Linked DNA regions of Homo sapiens: region 2 is linked to region 1. The links are chromatin loops, found by intact Hi-C in ENCODE. Cell type or tissue: tibial artery. All regions are shown on one strand. Links, peaks and the distances in the headings refer to the core of each region. The heading gives the core; the rest is flanking DNA.

Region 1 (2,909 bases), core at 243-2,742:
CTCACCAAGAACAGAATCTACTGTCATTTTGACCTTGGACTTCATGGTGTCAAGAATCGTATTTTGTTATTGTATTTTGTTATTTTGTAATCGTATTGTATTTTGTTATAGTGGCTCAAGTAGAGTAAAAGACAGAAATGGCAAGAAAGTTAAACCCATCCCACTAGAGGTTTGTCATGGAGGGGACAGAGCGTTGGGTTTAGGCCTGAGCTTTGGAGTTGGAAAGAATTGAGTTCATACTTAGGCGGGGACCTTGAACAAGTCCCTTGAGTTCTCTAAACCTCAATAGCCCCTTCTGTAAAACGAAGATAATAAAGTTGTTGTGAGTGCACCTTGAAACTGCAAGACACATGTCTTAGCACCAGGTAGGCACTCAATAAATAGAGGTAGTGCTATTCTTTTTATTAATGTCTTTCTAGTTGGTCATGCTAATGATATAGTGGGACAGGCAGAACTGGGTCTTCAAGACTTCAGGTGCCAGGCTGAGGAGCTTGGACTTGCACTTGAGAGCACTAGGGAGCCATGGGAGGTGTGTGAGCAGGGAAGAGAGAGAAAAATGTCCCTTTGGTGCCGAGGTGAATGACTAGGAATTGAAGTTTGGGAGACCAAGGAGGACACTTTGACAGGTACCCAGGTGAGTGTCTAGACCTGGGTGGTGGCAATTGGGATGATGGGAGTGAGAAGAAATAAGTAGGTCAGGCTTGGTGGCTCATGCCTGTAATCCCAGCACTTTGGGAGGCCAAGGTGGGTGGATAACCTGCGGTCAGGAATTCAAGACCAGCCTGGCCAACATGGTGAAACCCTGTCTCTACTAAAAATACAAAAATTACCCAGGTGGGGCCAGGTGCAGTGGCTCACGCCTGTAATCCCAGCACTTTGGGAGGCCGAGGCGGGCAGATCACAAGGTCAGGAGTTCAAGACTGGGCTGACCGACATGGTGAAACTCTTGTCTCTACTAAAAATACAAAAATTAGCCAGGCGTGGTGGTGCGTGTCTGTAATCCCAGCTACTCGGGAGGCTGAGGCAGGAGAATTGTTTCAACCCGGGAAGTGGAGGTTGCAGTGAGCCGAGATCATGCTACTGCACTCCAGCCTGGGCAACAAGAGTGAAACTCTGTCTCAGAAAAAGAAAAAAAAAATTATCCAGGCATGGTGGCAGGTACCTGTAATCACAGCTGCCAGGGAGGCTGAGGCAGGAGAATCACATGAACCCGGGAGGTGAAGGTTGCAGTGAGCCGAGATCGCGCTACTGCACTCCAGCCTGGGTGACAGAGTGAGACTCCGTCTCAAAATAATAATAATAATAATAAATAAATAAATACATAAATAAGTAGTTAAGTAGTTCAAGATGAGTATTGGGTATAGGGCTTGAATGGTAGCTCCACGACCCAGGTCGGAAGTAGCAGTTAAGAGGGGTTGGGGTCGGGGTATCAATGTCAGTTTTCACTTTGCCTAGAATATTTTTTCTTGTTGTGTCTTCCTGAAATATTCTTACTGGTCTTTGGAGACACTGCCCAAAGATCCCTCCTCTGAGAATCTCCCTGGAACATGTGTGGTCCTGCAAAGCTGCTGCTCATGATGTTATCCTACAAACATCCAAATCCCGGCATATGAGTTTCTCTAGGGCAGTCTCTGGCTGGTTCCATTGTAGGATCTGTCCACGCCCTGCATATGCCTGGTACCAAAAAAGGAAACTGGGTCTGCAGGACGTTGCTGCAGTTCAGGCATTGGCCGCGTGGGGGCAGAAGTGCACAGGTCAAAGCGTCTGGAAAAAGCCCTCAGGCTGCAGGACCAGCAGAGCATCACCAAGGACGTCCCTGGTTGAGAACTACGTCTTTTTATTCGTTTTAAAGGGGCGCATAGGCACTAGGATCCAGTTTTGTCCACCTAACCCACCCACCCAGCGACACACGCCCCGCAGCCCATAGCTGGAGGATATTTACGCAAAACCTAAATCAGATCAGTCTTTCCTTTGCTCAGAACATTTTTTTTTTTTGAGGGACGGAGTCTTGCTCTGTCGCCCAGACTGGAGTGCAATGGTGCAATCTCGGCTTACTACAACCTCCACCTCCCAGGTTCATGTAACTCTCCTGCCTCAGCCTCCCGAATAGCTGGGATTACAGATGTGAGCCACCACGCCCAGCTAGTTTTTGTATTTTTAATAGAGACGGGGTTTCACCACGTTGGTCGGGCTGGTCTCGAACTCCTGACCTCAAGTGATCCACCCGCCTCGGCCTCCCAAAGTGCCGGGATTACAGGCATGAGCCATCGCGCCCAGCCTGCTCAGAACCATTTGTGGCTCCCACTTAACCCAGTGGGAGTGCTGAAATAACTTAAACATTTTACATGGCATTTACAAATGCGATATTTTATTCTTTAATCCTTTAAAATCTCTCCATCAATAAAACTCTTCAGAAGTCCTTACCAGTTGTTACAAATCTAAAATATAAATATACAAATAAGTGGTAATGTATGTTCTCTCAAACATTCTGACACTACTTCTACACTCAACCAAATTGTGATATACTTTTCCATTTAAAATTACCAGTCTTGGCCGGACGTGGTGGCTCACGCCTGTAATCCCAGTACTTTGGGAGGCCAAGGCGGGTGGATCAACTGAGGTCAGGAGTTCAAGACCAGCCTGGCCAACATGATGAAACCCCATCTCTACTAAAAATACAAAAAAGTTAGCCAGGTGTGGTGGCCGGTGCCTGTAATCTCAGTTACTTGGGAGGGTGAGGCAGGAGAATCGCTTGAGCCTGGGAGGCAGAGGTTGCGGTGAGCCGAGATCAAGCCATTACACTCCAGCCTGGGCAACAAAGCAAAACTCTGTCTTTTTTTTTTTTTTTTTTAAAGGAACCTCGCTCTGTTGCCAGGCTGGAGTGCAGTGGCGTGATCTCAGCTCTCTGC
Region 2 (2,909 bases), core at 159-2,658, 110 kb after region 1:
ATGGTGAAACCCCATCTGTACTAAAAATACAAAAATTAGCTGGGCATGGTAGCGCGTGCCTGTAATCCCACCTACTCGGGAGGCTGAGGCAGGAGAATCGCTTGAACTAGGGAGTCGGAGGTTGCAGTGAGCCCAGATGGCGCCACTGCACTCCAGCCTGGCGACAGAGCAAGACTCCATCTCAAAAAAAAACAGAAAAAGAAAAAGACTCCCAAAGCCAGGCATGGTGGCTCACACCTGTAGTCCTAGCACTTTGGGAGGCCAAGGCAGGAGGATCACTTGAGGCCAGGAGTTCGAGACCAGCCTGGGCAACATGGTAAGACCCCATCTCTGCTATTTTAAAAAATAAAAAATCAATAAGAGGCTCCCAAGACTTGCGGCCTGAACACCTGGTAGGACAGAGCTACTGAGGGGCTCAGTCTGAGGTAGATTAATTTTGCAGTGTCTAGGAGGCAATTAGAGGCAGGTGGCTGAAGGTCGGGGAGAGGTGACTGAGGGCTTCAGGCAGGACTGAGATGGGGGGTGCCCAGGGACCTCAGAAACCAGGGTACAGCCCAGCCACAGATAACCACTCCCTACCCCTCGCTCCACAGGGTGCGCTGGCTCTGGCCCTGCCTGTGGGTTCCGGTGTGGTGCAGTCGCTGGCCTACCACCCAACAGAGCCCTGCCTGCTGACCGCCATGGGAGGCAGCGTCCAGTGCTGGCGAGAGGAGGCCTATGAGGCAGAGGATGGAGCAGGCTGAAGCCAGGGGACCCACCAACAGGACCAAGGACCGAGACACAGACATGGAAGGACTTCAGATACCATCTTATTCTAGAGACGTAGCTGACCAAAAAGTAGGGGAGGGGCTGGGTCTGCAAATTAATAAATAGAAGAGGGGGTAAGACCTTCCTGGGACCGCAGCCGCTCAGTCCTCGTTCTTCTCATGCATGAAGGCATCCATCTTCTGGGCAAAGGTTTCAGCCACAAGCAGGGGGAAGACCAGGGAGGCGTCAGCATAGACCTGGGTAGGGGGGAACCTGGGTAAGCCATGGGACCCACACTCATCGTCCCAGAGACCCTATGCCCCACCCAGCCAGCGCTTACCTTGACGGGCTGTGCATCCACCCGGATCTTGCCCCAGGAGACAGCCTCGTCTGGTCGGGCACCTGAGTCAGAGCCATCAAACTCCTGGGCTGTGTTGATGTAAACAGCGTAGTCGGCCCCGTTCCGCTGTGGGGAGGCGGGGGCACGGTGGGCCCAGTCAGCCAGTCACAGGAGACAGACACAGAGGGAGGACACCGTAGCCAAACAGGCTGAGAGGTGTGTCCCAGATGAAGGAAGCCCTTCACAGACATTCGCTCCCAGACAGGGCCCATGTCAATGTCTGGGGTCACTAGAGCTGCTGGGCAACGATGGCTGTGTTTCCCCAGACCCAACAGCCAGGTGTCAACAACCCTGCCCCATCTGCAAGGCAGGAGCTGCCAGCAACTCTATCTTCAGAAGCCCTCCAAATCCAACCACCGCCTGCCTCCTGATCCCTGCATGGTCACCACTGTCCTGGACTGGAGTTCTCACTCACCTGCCACCATCTGTTCACCACATGGCCACCAGGGGGAGCATGGGAACCCGAGTCAAGTCCTCTCCCACTTCTCTCAGTGCAAAAGCCAAAGCCCCGCCTCAGCCCACAGGGCCCAGCAGGCTCCCTGTGGCACCTCCCTGCATCACCTCCTGGCCCTCACCACTCCACCTTCCCCTCACCAGGTACCCAGCTGTTCCTGGATTACTTCAGGCGCCCCAGAGCCTTTGCAATGGCTGTTCCCTCTCCTGGGAACTTTGCAATCCAGAAGCTCAATGCTAGTACAGCAGCACAAACTCCTGGCACGGGAGACAACCACATAGCTCCTGGGAGATGCCTCCCCAAACCCCTGCTCCCAGCTCACACTTCCAGAAGCCTCCTTCCAAAACCTCTTGTTGGACAGCACCCCTTTCTCTTCTCATGCCATCATTTAGTATTCCCCGTAGCAATGACTGCCCCCTGACGTGGATGTCACTTGTTTGCTATCTCCCCTACTAGAACATCAGTCCCGGGGAGCAGGGATCCTGGCCTGTCTAGTTCATGCTGTCTACCCAGCACATGGCATAGGCCCACCACACAGCATGTCTGCAGAGTGGGCCGAAGCGCCACCCCCACTCACCATGAGGTTGGCATTGGCAATGTGGTGCTTGACCACGCCCCCGCCCAGAATGATCATCCCAGTGCACTTGGCAAAGATGGCCTGTGTGTTGATGAGCCTCAGGTCTGGGGGAAGAGCGCCGAAGTCAGGCCTTGGACTCAGCCAGCCCTCCTTCCCCTCTCCTCTGTGGCCCTAGCGCCTCACCCTCAACGATGTCCAGGACCAGGCCCGGGTTCTTGTAGGAATGGAAGAAGATCATGTCGCCCAGCGAGCCGTCTGTAAGTGCGGGACTAAACACAGGGATGTGGTTCTGCAGAGAACATGACAGGACAGTGGCTGGAGCTCAGAGCCTCGTCTCCATGCTGGCTATATGACTATCTGACTGTGGATGGGGTGCCTAATTTCTCTAGGACTGTTTCCTCAATTATAAGCATAACAGAAACACCTCTCACAGATGAGGCCTATATGAGAAAACCCACAGAAAACACTTAGTATAGTGCCTGGCACATAAAGAACCAGCCTATTCTTAGCTTGCTGAGCTGTTTCTCTCTCTTTTTTTTTATTCCCTGAGACGGAGTTTCACTCGTTGCCCAGGCTGGAGTGCAATGGCACTATCTCAGCTCACTGCAACCTCTGCCTCCTGGGTTCCAGTGATTCTCCTGCTTCAGCCTCCCGAGTAGCTAGGATTACAGGCGCATGCCACTATGCCCAGCTAATTTTGCATTTTGTTTTTTTAGTAGAGACAGGGTTCC

What was found. Hi-C counts contacts between places; a loop is a spot of excess contacts. Peaks named below come from ENCODE experiments on the same cell type or tissue, not always from the same donor. Only the 100,000 strongest peaks of a DNase experiment are listed, where the experiment ranks them.
Region 2: it touches region 1 in a loop (3-fold over the local background); 86 of 110 quality-filtered maps call a loop at or near these places.

What each region holds. Positions count from the first base shown.
Region 1 is chr19:12,562,519-12,565,427 of GRCh38, forward strand. No RefSeq gene overlaps it. Among named protein-coding and RNA genes, the nearest start is that of LINC02926, 12 kb to the left of the region's middle. In tibial artery, for the core only: a CTCF peak has its summit at 1,721 (motif pointing right); a DNase peak (open chromatin) is centred at 1,733; H3K27ac peaks cover 543 bases.
Region 2 is chr19:12,674,930-12,677,838 of GRCh38, forward strand. WDR83 (WD repeat domain 83) reads left to right here. Exons shown (of 11, transcript NM_001099737.3): 11 at 594-903. The coding sequence ends at 743. DHPS (deoxyhypusine synthase) reads right to left here. Exons shown (of 9, transcript NM_001930.4): 6 at 2,362-2,467; 7 at 2,179-2,282; 8 at 1,088-1,213; 9 at 788-1,004. The coding sequence ends at 909. Among named protein-coding and RNA genes, the nearest start is that of DHPS, 5.5 kb to the right of the region's middle. RefSeq lists an enhancer at 1,478-1,527. In tibial artery, for the core only: a CTCF peak has its summit at 1,595 (motif pointing right); a DNase peak (open chromatin) is centred at 1,596.